Regions from separate parts of the Homo sapiens genome. Here region 2 is linked to region 1. Evidence: chromatin contacts called from ENCODE Hi-C or POLR2A ChIA-PET data. All regions are on one chromosome and are shown on one strand. Each heading gives the region's core, a stretch centred on a gene start or an enhancer-like site at or near the end of the contact. The rest is flanking DNA. Distances are from core to core; before and after follow the strand shown. Region 1 holds the start of AGO1 (argonaute RISC component 1). Region 2 holds the start of AGO4 (argonaute RISC component 4).

Region 1 (6,498 bases), core at 1,140-3,639:
GTGTATTATGTCCTCAGGCCACCTTGGGACACCACTCTAACTTCTTATAAGAGAACAGTCCGGGCCTAGGAAGGAGGCAGTTATGGGGTCCCTCAATTTGCAGCTTCCAGACTGAATCTCAATTATACCCTTTACTGAGGCAAAGCCTGTCCTATTCGGCTTTTCCCAAGGCTTTGGCTGACTCCAAACAGCAGGTTCTAGCTCCTTTCCTATAAGCTTATTTTTTGTAACAAATTTTTAAAAAGTCAATTTTTCATCACTCCAGAGCCTATTAGGAATTCATCAGGATAAAAATCATTAGTCTAGAATGGGTACCAGCAACCAGCAATCCATGTGGACCTCAATGACCTACCCCACTACTCTAGTTCATGGGTTGTTGGAAATAGTCCCCAGCCTTGAAAAACAGAAGTTCCTGGGATGGAGAGAGGGTCCTGACAGAGAGGAAGTACTCAAGTCAGTTGCTCCCTGTGCTTATCCTTACGACTACACAGTCTATACAAGGCTGGTTGTTAAGAGGGAAAACAGTCACTAAGTACTTAGAGATCACTAAATGGATAACTTGAGTGAGGTCGTAGGAGCTATTTCCTTGGGAGGGTGGGAGGGAGTTAGGTCTGCTACAAAAAAAACAAAATAATTCCACTAGGAAAGTAATGAAGTTCATGGCCTAAATGGAAATTTGATTCCCATCCCCAGACCAAATGTAAGGAAGTGGTGAGAGATGACCTGAAGGATTCCCAGGTCCAGGCTCCTCGTCCCATCACAGGGTAAGACACTTAAGACACAAGAGGTATCACCACCCCACAGCCCATCCTAAGGACTCCAGTTTTCTTGAGGCAATCCTGCCTCAGTTTATCCTCTGTTCCTATGTCTTTTCCTCCTCATTGCCTGCAAATAAGAAGTTAAGGCTATCACCTAGGCCTCACCAGGATGAAGGCTATAAACTCCCCCATCCTCCAACGTGTTTGTAGGGTTTAGATCTTGGCTCTAAAGACAGCCCTGACAGTTTCTGGGGAGTGGGGAGAGGAAAACGGAAAGATATCCAGTGGAAGATAGGAGCCATGAAAATATTAAGAAATATTAGAATAAATGTTATAAATGTAGAGTGTAACCTTAACAGACAATTCAATGGAAAATCTTTGGATTAAAAGCCCCCATCACTACTCAGTATTGGAGCAGAAACTTGCAAACCAAGCAGACAACTCCTTCCAGGTAGCCCCTGCCCTGTCCTTGATTCCTCCGTAACCAATACCTTTCCTAAGGCCTATCTTCAGGAGGACCCACCCCCAGAACCCATCGCTTCGGTCCCAGTCTTTCCTGTGGCAGAAAAATGCACTTTGGCAGCTTCCCTCAACCCATTCTTAGCAAACTGTGACTGAGGGCCAAGTGTAAGAGCCCCTAAAATGGGGGAGGGGACCATAACCATTTGCACACTGCCAGCATAACCTAAGAGAGAATGCACCCCATCAGCGCGCTCCTTTTTCCAAGCCAAACGGGGCGGGGCGGGGGGGTGTGGAGAGGTGGGGGTATTCGGACAGCCACGCCCCCACCACGTCGGGCAGCCCCTTCCAGCTGCCACCTCCGCGCATGCTCTGGAGCCTCCGCTCCGACTCCCCAGACCCACGGGGGGTAATCCCGGGACTGGGTCCCCACCCACCGCCCCCTGACCCTCGCCCTCGCGTCAGGCCCAGTGGGGCGGAGCTCACAGTCCAGCTCTGGCGCCTTCTCCCAAGAGACATTAGCCTATTCCAGCCCAGCGGAGCCCCCGCCCCCGGCATGCGGTAGCTCCAGGCCCATCTGTGTCGCCCCCTCCTCTCCTGGACACCTGGAGCCCGTCCCCTGCCACCTGCCGGGCCTCTCCGTAGGCCTCCACGGATGTCTGGGAGTCCTTCCGTGCGTGCAGGCCCTTCTCCCAGATTACTTCCAACCCGCAGGACTGTATACAGCCTCCTTGGACAAACAGCCCCCATCTCAGGGCTCTCTTCACATGGTTCTCCCCCGGAACTGCACACAGCCTCCTTCAAACTGGGCCCCCATCGTGGGAGAGCCCTTCTCCTCACTCAGGAGCGCTTCCATCACTTGGAAACCACGCTTTTCATGCGGGATCCCCCAGTCCTTGGAGCATGCACCGTTCCCCCTCCTGGGGACCCTTACCTGCTCCCGAGGGTCCCGCTTCCATCCCATATACCCGTGCGGAGGTCAGGCGGCCCGGAGACTGTGAAGTCCAGCGTGAGGGGCCTAGGTACCCCACACTCTCGCTGCTCGGGATCCCGGGCCGGGCTCGGCTCCCCTACCAAGCCCGGCCGCTCGCGCCGCCGCCCCCGCAGCCTCCGTTGCCGCCGCCGCGGAGCCTGCAGCAGCTCCCACTGCGAGCGCCCGGCCAGCTGCCAGTGCGCAGGCGCGACCGCCGGGCCCAGGGGGCGGACCGGAACGAGTCAAGCGGGGCGCTCCGACGGCAACAAAGGCCAATGGAGAGGGGCGGGGGCACCGGGGACCCAAGGCAGCGGCCCCTGGCGGTCACCCGTCGCCATGCAGCCCGGCGGGAGGGCGCCAGTAGAGGTGCCTTGGAACCGCGCAGTGGTATAAGTGGGGCAGGGCGAAGGGACATCCCGCCACAGCAGCCTTCAGCCCTGTGTCTTTTCCCCAAATAGGTCCCTCCAAACCTACACACAGCCCCCGCCTGTCGCACCGAGCTGCGCGCACACATTATGGGAACCCCACTTCATTCCCAGACCCCCTGGCACTCCAGCGCCCAGGGGCCCTGCCTCCCACCTCTCCTCCCAATCACCCTCATCCTTCAAGCCTTGGCTGCAAAGCGACTGCCTCCACGAAGTCTTTCTCCGTCCCTAGTCACTGAACTCACTGACGCCACCCCCTCTTCCACGCCATGTGCTGGACGCTGAGACCACAGATAAGTAGAGACGCGGCCTACCCTGGAAGATGTCACAGTTTGAACTTAAGTGCAGCTACAGAGCTCTATCCGCCGGACCTGGGAAGCACCTGCCTCCACTTTCTCATCTACAGTTCATGCCTGAACTGTCAATCAGCTTCTGCCCTCATCACGTCACTTAAATGACTTTTGGGGTTGACATCCAAAGGATACTTTTCAATTATTTCTCTGCAGCATCTGTCACTGTGCCTCTACTTCCCTTCTGAGCCTTCTACTTGGCTGCGGCATCTTCTGCAGTCTCCTATTGCCTAAGTCCTTTTCAGTCTTTCTAAAGGGCCCCTTTTGCTTTTGCCTCATTAACTGTTCACTGTGGTTCCAAACCCAGCTCTCTTCTCATTCCACTCTCCCCTTAAAGGTCTCATCCACTCTTACGGCCCAACTATCCTTCCAAATCTCTGTTTCCAACCATGTCTCATACTCACATTTCCAAGTGTTTGCTGGACAGCTCCACCTGGATATCCTACCAGCACTTCAAATTTAAGAAGTCCAAACCAAACACTTTATCTTTCACTCACAAACATACTTGCCCTGTGCTTCCTATCTCAGCGAACAGCACCTTCATGTCAGAAATGACAGTTCCTCTATCCCTTGTTCTTTCCATCTATTCAGCTGTTCACCACGTCTTGACATGTTTACCTTCTGAACTGCTCTCACATGATTCACTGCCATTCTGATGGTTTCTTATGCTGGTGCAGACCCTTATCATATCTTGCTAGACGTATCACAACCACTTCCTTGCTAGTCTCAAAGTTTCTGGGAACTCCCATTCTCCCTCCTATTCGGTCTGGTGCAGTGATAGGCGGGGTAAGAGACCCAGCTCAAACATCACTTTCCCATAAACTCACAAATTTTTGATGCCTGCTTTACACTAGATGCCATGCAGAGGCTGGGAACTTAAGGGATGGACCATAACCGGTCCTTACTCATGAGGAGATTAATTTCTGACACTTATACCATGCCTTGCTTCTAGAGGTTCTCAAACAGCAACCATCAGAATCACCTGGAAAGCTTGTTAAAACTTGGATTGGTGGCTGGGCGCAGTGGCTCACGCCTGTAATCCCAGCACTTTGGGAGGCCAAGGCGGGTGGATCACCTGAGGTCAGGAGTTCAAGACCAGCCTAGCCAACATAGTGAAGTCTCGTCTCTACTAAAAATACAAAAAATTAGCCAGGTGTTGTGGCAGACACCTGTAATCCCAGCTACTCAGGAGGCTAAGGCAGGAGAATAGCTTGAACCGGGGAGGGGGAGGTTGCAGTGAGCTGAGATCACGCCATTGTACTTCAGCCTGGGCAACAAGAGTGAAACTCCGTCTCAAAAAAAAACAAAAACCAAAAAACAAAACTTGGATTGGTAAGCCCTGCCTCTAGAGTTTTCGATTCAGTAGGTGTTGGGTGGGACCCAAAAATGTGCATTTCTAACAAGTTTCCAGATAAGGCTGATGATGCTGCCGATCTGGGGACTATGAGAATTACTGCTTTACATACGAAGTAGAGGTGAAGAACAAAGACTCTGGAGCCAGACTGTCTCGGTTTCAATATTGGCCCTGCATTTACTAGACATGTAATAGTAGGCACATTATTTAACTTCTCCGTGTCTCAATTTCCTCCTCTGTAAAATGGCAGTGGTAATAGTACCTACCTCATTCGGTTGTTGTGAAGATTAAATGAGTTAATACATAAAAACACTTCAGTGGCCGGGCACAGTGGTTCACGCCTGTAATCTCAGCACTTTGGGAGACCAAGGCAGGCAGATCACCTGAGGTCAGGAGTTCGAGACCAGCCTGGCCAACATGGTGAAACCCCATCTACACTAAAAATACAAAAATTAGCTGAGCATAATGGCACACGCCTGTAGTCCCAGCTCCTCGGGAGGCTGAGGCACAAGAATCGCTTGAACCTGGGAGGCAGAGGTTGCAGTGAGCTGAGATCATGCCACTGCACTCCAGCCTGGGTGACAAAGCAAGACTCCATCTCAAAAAACAAAAAACAAAACGAAACAAAAACACTTTAGAACAGTGCCTAAAAAGAATGCAAGCAAAATATCAGCTGCTATCATAATCATTACTTGCCTCTCACACTATATTCTTTTTTTGAGACAGGGTCTTACTCTGTTACCCAGGCTGTAGTGCAGCTGCACAATCTGGACTCTGCAGTCTCCACCTCTCAGGCGCAAGTAATTCTCCCACCTCAGTCTCCCGAGTTGCTGAGACTACAGGTGCATGCCACCATGCCTGACTTTTTATTTATTTATTTACTTACTTATTGTAGAGATGAGGGTCTCGCTATATTGCCCAGGCTGGTCTTGAACTCCTGAGCTCAAGCAATCCCCCTGCCTCAGCCTCCCAAAGACTCTTCTTATGGAATGCTGAGGTCCCAGCTCAGTTACACTAGGGCAAAGGTCCCAGCTCAGTTACACCAGGGCAAAGGTGAGCTACCACACCTGGCTCCACACTACCATCTAAGTTCCTTAAAAACAGGGACAATATCAGATACACTGCTGTCCTCCTTTAGTGCTTGGCACAAGCTGTGCCTAGAATGATCAGTAAATTTGGGTTTACCTGAATCAACAAGATGGCATCAAAAAGCACTCAGAAAAACTCTCAAAAAACTCTCAAAGGTCTCAGAAAGACCTCTGCCCTGATGTAACTGAGCTGGAACCTCAGCATTCCATAAGAAGAGTCTGACTCCCCTGTTCTAAATACTCAACCTCATACTTAACTTTGTGCAAAGGCAGTAGTCACTATTCTGACCCATCTCCAAAGCAGCTAGTGAAGTCAAGCCTGGCCCCAGCCTCTCAAAGTCCTTCTGTACAGTGCACCTATAATCAGGGACTTCACTCTCAGCTAGGCAAAGTGGCAGAGTAAAATGGAAATCCAGATAGCATTTTGCTTTTTTTTTTTTTTTTTTTTTTTTTTTTGAGACAGAACCTCACTCTGTCGCCCAGGCTGGAGTGCAGGGGCACAATCTTGGGTCACTGCAGCCTCTGCCTCCCAACTTCAAGCAATTCTCGTGCCTCTGCCTCCCGAGTAGCTGGGGTGACAGGCACATGCCACCACACCCAGCTAATTTTTGCGCCATGTTGGCCAGGCTGGTCTCAAACTCCTGACCTCAGGTGATCCGCCCACCTCGGCCTCCCAAAATGCTGGGATTACAGGAGTGAGCCACTGCGCCCAGCTGCATTTTACTTTTTTTTATTTTTTTTTGAGATGGAGTTTTGCTCTGGTTGCCCAGGCTGGAGTGCAATGGCACGATCTTGGCTCACAGTAACTTCCACCTCCCGGGTTCAAGCGATTCTCCTGCCTCAGCCTCCCAAGTAGCTGGGATTGCAGGCATGCACCACCACACCTGGCTAATTTTGTATTTTTAATATAGACAGGGTTTCTCCATGTTGGTCAGGCTGGTCCAAACTTCTGACCTCAGGTGATCCACCCGCCTCGGCCTCCCAAAGTGCTGGGATTACAGGCATAAGCCACCGTGCTCAGCCCCTGCATTTTACTTTTTTATGCTGATAAACTTCTTTCAGTAATCCCTGATATATGTTCCACCAAACCT
Region 2 (6,498 bases), core at 2,011-4,510, 75 kb after region 1:
TCTTGAACTCCTAACCTCAGGTGATCCGCCCACCTCGGCCTCCCAGAGTGCTGGGATTTCAGGCGTGAGCCACTGTGCCCAGCCCCTGAGGTGTTTTTTTGTTGTGGTTTGGTTGGTTTTTTTTTGTTGTTTTGTTTTGTTTTGAGGCAGGGTTTCTTTTTGAGGTGCGATCTCAGCTCGCAGCATCCTCTGCCTCGCAGGCTCAAGCCATCCTCCCACTTCAGCCACCAGAGTAGCTAGGGCTACAGGTATGCCACCACACCCAGCTAATTTTTATATTTTTAGCCAGCTAATTTTTATATTTTTAGTAGAGACGGAGTTTCACCATGCTGGCCAGGCTGGTCTCGAACTCCTGGCCGCAAATGATCCGCCCACCTCAACCTCCCAAAGTGCTGGGATTACAGGCATGAACCACCACAGTTTTATTTTCAGGGTATCCCAAAAATGTGGTGACAAAGTCAGATAACTGCATTCTCTGAAAGGGCAACTGATATGACAACATAGAACAGATGAAGTCAGCCTTAATGAAGAGGAGATGATTAGATTAGAAGTCAAATGACCCAAACTCAGGTCTTTATTTCACCACTTGACCCTTTGAAACCCTAATGAAGTCACTTCATCCTCTCTGAACCTCACTTTTCTCATCTGTAAAATGGAATAACTACCTGCCCTGCCTACCTCCCAGAGGATCAAATGAGCTAATAGTCATAAAAGCACTTTACAAACTATAAAGTACTGCAAACAACATATTACCAAAATAAGTGGAAATCTAATTAATTATATTTCTGAGTATTGGCAGAAACTGAACTAGGTTGCAGGGAGGCGGTGGGCAGGGAGGGATAGAACAAGACTAGAAGGCTTCAGGGACTGTTCAAGTGAGGAGGGCACAAAGCACTAGATCCAGGTGTGCTCTGCCAAAGAAGCAGGGATGATTCTCTAGGTTCTAAAACAGCCTGGATGAATCATCCCACAAGACGATCAACTCCCTTTGCTCTGATTCTATGCTTAGCAGGCAGCTACTTATTAGTTGGGTTTCCAAGGTACTGCAACACCAAAAAAGGAGTTTGCTAGAGAGCAGACAGGAAAATATTCCACTCAACAGAAAAGATCCATGTGACATTTTGGCTTATTCATTAGTGTCTTATAAATGTGGTTAGTGAGAATTAATTTTCCACAATCTGAACAATCCTGAGTGAACCACTAAGTCCTCAAACCTGCAAAAGCTAAAATCAAAACAAAAAAAAAAAAGAGTCCCTGGGCAGTGCCTAATATCACCAGGTTGATCCTTTCCATGAAATTCAGTTTATGCCCACAGTTACACAATTTCTTTCGATATCAGATCATAAATGCAACAGTTGTTTCAATTATGAATTACTAGGGGGAGGGAAGAAACATCTGTTGAGCATCTATAGGCACTAGTCTCTACAATAAGACTTATCATATACTCTCATTTCATTCTCTCAACAATCTTACAGAACATACTTATTATTACCCTCAATTTATAGACGAGAAAATGAAAGTTCAAAGGAATTGAGTAATTTTCCCAGGGTCATACAACTATTACATTACTAGATTGAATCTGTTACATTCCTAAAGACCTGAGCATGTCTTTAGCCAGGGGACATATCTGAAGTTAACCTGGCATAATACACTGAAGTTTATCAAACAATATTAATGCGGCAAGCCAATTTATTTTTAAAAGGCATATGAAATTTGATTATGAGGGCCTTTAAACAATACTTTAAGAAGCAAATTAGGGTGGGGCTTAATCACTCAGCTATGCAAACAAGTGCTAAGTAAACAAACGTGCCAAGTTTCCAAACTCAAATGGCAACTCGAATTTTCTACGCACTAAAAAGATGAAACACTCTACGACTAAGTTCATTATGTAGGTAAAGTTTGAATATTAAAGTGAATTCCACCACAGCCCCTAAACACTGAGCTACTTAGCCAAGGCATTAGAAACCTGTTGGGCTTTGAGGTGGAAGCACCAGGCCCCAATACTCAGGACACTTGTTACAGCCTGGAATGGTTCTTCTGGTTTGGATAGAGAGAAATAACCAGAGGCCATCCATATCCACAACAAATTAGTTTCCAAAGCACTTTCTCCTTCATTTGATCCTCACAACCACTCATAACCCAATTAGAAGAGAACTCAGGGCATTGAAGCCTGTGGTGGAGCAGACTGACTGGCAACTCCTGTGTCACTCAAAGGCTGGCTCAGACCACTCTGAGACTAACACACAGACTGAGTGACAGAGGCACAGGACCATGTTCTTTGGGACATCAGGGCCTTTCAGAAAGGGTGGGCATTTTGTCCCTTGACCTTCAGAGATCATGAGAGGTGTTTGGATGAAGTTCTTCTTCCTCATCTGAAGGCTCTGGACCATCTGCCAGTGCAAAGAAAAATAGGGGCGCGGCCCCAAACCAGGACTACCGGCTGGTAGTAGGCAGCGGGGCCCTTTTCCCGGTCTGGGCCAGGCCTCCGCGCGCACTGGGTAGCGGATCGCCCCCTTCTGAGGCCCAAACTACCCTCGTCGCGACCCCGGGCACATATCGTCTCCCCGAGGTGGGGCCAAGAGTGGCCTCCGCCCGGCAGCGCCGGTCACCTTCCCGAACCTCCCCCCTGGACCTCGGGATCCACCCAACGGCCGGCTGGGGCGCGGTCACCGCCCCCCAGGCCCGGGTCAGCTCCCTCCGCTTCGTGCTGCGGGGCTCGGGTCCCCTTCCCCGAGGCCTGGCGGCCCGAACCCGGCGAGGCGACGGGGCAGCGAAAGTCCCGGCCGCCCGCCCCGGGTCCCGGGTCCCGGGTCCCGCCCCGACCCGAGCTCGCTCCTCACCGGGTCCCAGCGCCTCCATGGCGGCGGCGGGGGCCGCCTCGCCCCGGTCCCCGGCGCCTCCCGCTCCGGGCCCCGCCGCCGCCGCCGCCGCCGCCGCGTAACGCTTGATCTCCGGAATATTGGCGCTGGGGTGGCGCCGCGGAGACGCGGGCGCTGGGCAGGGGGCGGCGGCGGCGCCCGGCCCGGGGACAGGGACCCGGCTCCGGCTCTTCCGGCCTCAGCGACAACAAAAACAATCCCCGCCGCCGCCGCCGCCGCCGCCGCCAACGGGAGCGGGAGCGGGAGCCAGCGCGCGCGCCCGCCGGGAGGGAAGGGGGCGCGGGGTGCGCGGACCCAGGGTCCCGGCGGGCGGAGGGGGCGTGCGCGGCCCCGGGCGCGGGGTCCACAGAGCCCGGCAGGCGGCGAGGCGGGTCGGGGAACGAGCGCGCGCCCGGAGGGTGCAGAGCCCGGTGGACGTGTCGGGCACGCGCCCGCTGGCCCGCTCTGCCCCGTCCACCCGAGGAGGCCGTCCGGTGGCCAACGGCTCTGGGGGCTACGTGCCATCCCCCCAGGGCGTCCTGCAAAAGATCTGGATTCCAGTTCCGCTGACCCACAGATTCAGTTTTCCACTTCTGTGAGTGGAAAGTGTACTGAGATTCACAGGAGCCACCTCGCCTCCCTCCTCCCTCCTCCCACCCCAGATCGCTTCTGTCATCTCGTCTTTTAGGGTCACCTTAGACGCTAGCAGTCCTCCTTCATCCCTTCATTCAGCACCACACACCCAACTGCGCGTCCCTCTCCGTATAGCCGGAAGGCACCACGGGAATGGACCCTGATGAATGATGCATTCCCTCCCTGGTCCCATGACAAGCGCCTCTGGTCAGCAAATCACCAGTCACTTTAGAAGAGAAAGGTCTTGGCCGGGCGTGGTGGCTCACGCCTGTAATACCAGCACTTTGGGAGGCGGAGGCGGGTGGATCACCTGGGGTCAGGAGTTTGAGACCATCCTGGCCAACATGGCGGAAGCCCATCTCTACTAAAAACACAAAAAATTAGCCGGGCGTGGAGGCAGGCGCCTGTAATCCCAGCTACTTGGGAGGCTGAGGCAGGAGAATCGCTTGAACCCGGGAGGCAGAGGTTTCAGTGAGCCGAAATCGGGCCACTGCACTCCAGCCTGGGCGACAGAGCAAGACTGTCTGAAAAAAAAAAAATAAAAATAAAAGAGAGAGAGAGAGAGAAAGGTCTTGCTTTCTTGGATGCCTTCCCCTTAGCAGACAAAAGCCAAGGGAGCAGCACCACCTCCAAGGCAGCATGGTCAGCCCAGCAGGCACAGCATCTTTAGGGCTTTCAGTAAGGACTTTGAGTGGGAGAACACTGGACAACAGGCCAAGAAGCAGTTTCTAGTCAGCAGAAGGAAGGAGCCCCTTGTCCACCAATTGAAAAGGTACGATGAGTTTGTGTGTGTGTGTTGTATTCCTTTGCTACGGCATAACGTAACAAAGTACCACAGACTGGGTGGCTTAAACAACAGAAATTTATTTTCTCACAATTCTGGAGGCTGGCAGTCAGAGATACGATGTAGGCAGGGTTGGTTCCTTCTGAGGCCTATCTCCTTCACTTGGTAGATAGTGGCCTTCTCCCAGTGACTTCACGTGGTCTTCCCTCTGTGCACGTCTGTGTCCAAATTTCCTCTTCTTATAAGGACAGCAGTCCTATTAGAGTAGGGCTCACTCTAGTGACCTCGTTTTAATTTAATTACCTCTTCAGAGACCCTGTTTCCAATTACAGTCACATCCTGGGGTGCTAGAGTTAGGACTTCAATATACAAATTATTGGGGTGGGGGATAATTTAGGCCCCTAGCATGTGTGGTGGGATATTCATTTGAGCACCTGCCATGTGCTGTCACAGAGCCAGGTAGTTTTTTTATGTAATGATAAAAAATATTAGCATCACATCCTGGCCATGCACTCTGCTATGGGCTTCTCATTGTCACTCAATCTTTACAACCACCAGTAAGGTAGATATTGTTAAGAAAGGTATTTGTACAGATGATGACACCGAAGCTCAGGGAAGTTAAGTAAGTCGGGCTTTGCATTACATGATGCTGAAGTGAAGCATGGGAAAAATTGGAGTTCAAATCTTGCATTTAAGTCCTGGCTAATTCTCTCCCTGATTGGCTATGGAACTAGGACTTTTATTTTTTTATTTTTTATTTTTTGAGACGGAGTCTCGCTCTGTCGCCCAGGCTGGAGTGCAGTGGCGCCATCTCGGCTCACTGCAAGCTCCGCCTCCCGGGTTCACGCCATTCTCCTGCCTCAGCCTCCCAAGTAGCTGGGACTACAGGCGCCCGCTACCACGCCCGGCTAAATTTTTTTTTGTATTTTTAGTAGAGACGGGGTTTCACCGTGTTAGCCAAAATGGTCTCGATCTCCTGACCTTGTGATCCGCCCGCCTCAGCCTCCCAAAGTGCTGGGATTACGAGCTTGAGCCACCGCGCCCGGCCGGAACTGGGACTTTTAATCTAGTGCCTACATTCTTGTCTACTGATACCATACCCTATATTCTTTTATTTTTTTTGACCCGGAGTCTCGCTCTGTCGCCCAGGCTTGGGTGCAGCAGCGCGATCTCGGCTCACTGCAAGCTCCGCCTCCCGGGTTCACATCATTTTCCTGCCTCAGCCTTCCGAGTAGCTGGGACTACAGGTGCCCGCCACCACGCCCGGCTAATTTTTTGTATTTGTAGTAGAGACGGGGTTTCACCATATTAGCCAGGATGGTCTCGATCTCCTGACCTCGTGATCCGCCCGCCTCGGCCTTCCAAACTGCTGGGATTACAGGCGTGAGCCACCATGCCCGGCCACCATACTCTATATTCTTTTCACAGCATCATGCTACCTCTCTGTTAAACCAGATAGTAACTGGAAATAGTAATAGGGGACAGAATGTTCAAAGGGGAGAAAGTATTTACTAAACGATCAGACTGCTGCACAGCTAAGAAAAGAAAAACCAACTAGAGTTGGCCGGGCGCGGTGGCTCACGCCTGTAATCCCAGCACTTTGGGAGGCCGAGGCAGGCGGATCATGAGGTCAGGAGATCGAGACCATCCTGTCTAACACAGTGAAACCCCGTCTCTACTACAAATACAAAAAATTAGCCGGGTGTGGTGGCGGGCGCCTGTAGTCCCAGCTACTCTGGAGACTGAGGCGGGAGAATGGCGTGAACCTGGGAGGCGGAGCTTGCAGTGAGCTGAGATCAGGCCACTGCACTCCAGCCTGGGCGACAGAGCGAGACTCCGTCTCAAAAAAAAAAAGAAAAAAAAAAGAAAAACCAACTAAAGTTCAAGTTTTTCACTTCACGCTAAGTTCCACCTACAGTTTAAACAATGCCGGTGTCTCCAATAGCCTGGTTTGTGGCTGACTCTCCCAACCCCACTTCCTAACAAAATTTCTCTATATTCTATTTGCTACCCTGAGCAGAGACCACAGCTTGTTCCCTGGACTGAAAATAGTTTTTCCACTAGCTTTAGAGGCTGAAGTATGAAATTTATTCACCCCATAGTTCCAGTTGGGACCGAAATGTCTCACTCAACAGAGTGATTCTTGATTACTCTGATCATCTACCTTCTCATTTCAAAACTCACTCTCACTCAAACACCCACTGTTCCTTTTCCAAAAACTAT

The links. Hi-C counts contacts between places; a loop is a spot of excess contacts on that map. ChIA-PET counts read pairs that join two places held with the same protein, here RNA polymerase II (POLR2A). Pooled maps may share reads with other maps.
Region 2: a map of ascending aorta shows a loop between it and region 1 (5-fold over the local background). The contact joins the promoter of AGO4 here to the promoter of AGO1 in region 1. A Hi-C loop is called at or near these places in 3 of 168 maps with a recorded cell type or tissue (ascending aorta, dorsolateral prefrontal cortex and posterior cingulate gyrus), 1 of 37 single-sample maps with no recorded cell type and 17 of 50 pooled maps. POLR2A ChIA-PET finds 5 or more read pairs at or near these places in 4 of 52 experiments (H1, activated B cell, activated CD4-positive, alpha-beta T cell and 1 more).

Annotation. Positions count from the first base shown.
Region 1 is chr1:35,879,100-35,885,597 of GRCh38, reverse strand. It overlaps AGO1 (argonaute RISC component 1), which reads right to left and starts at 2,389. Exons shown (of 19, transcript NM_012199.5): 1 at 2,152-2,389. The coding sequence starts at 2,176. RefSeq lists a silencer at 2,167-2,626.
Region 2 is chr1:35,804,778-35,811,275 of GRCh38, reverse strand. AGO4 (argonaute RISC component 4) reads right to left here and starts at 3,260. Exons shown (of 18, transcript NM_017629.4): 1 at 2,841-3,260. The coding sequence starts at 2,859. It overlaps CLSPN-DT (CLSPN divergent transcript), which reads right to left. Exons shown (of 3, transcript NR_199050.1): 3 at 4,336-4,531. RefSeq lists enhancers at 2,208-2,487, 3,587-4,086 and silencers at 2,638-2,887, 3,168-3,377.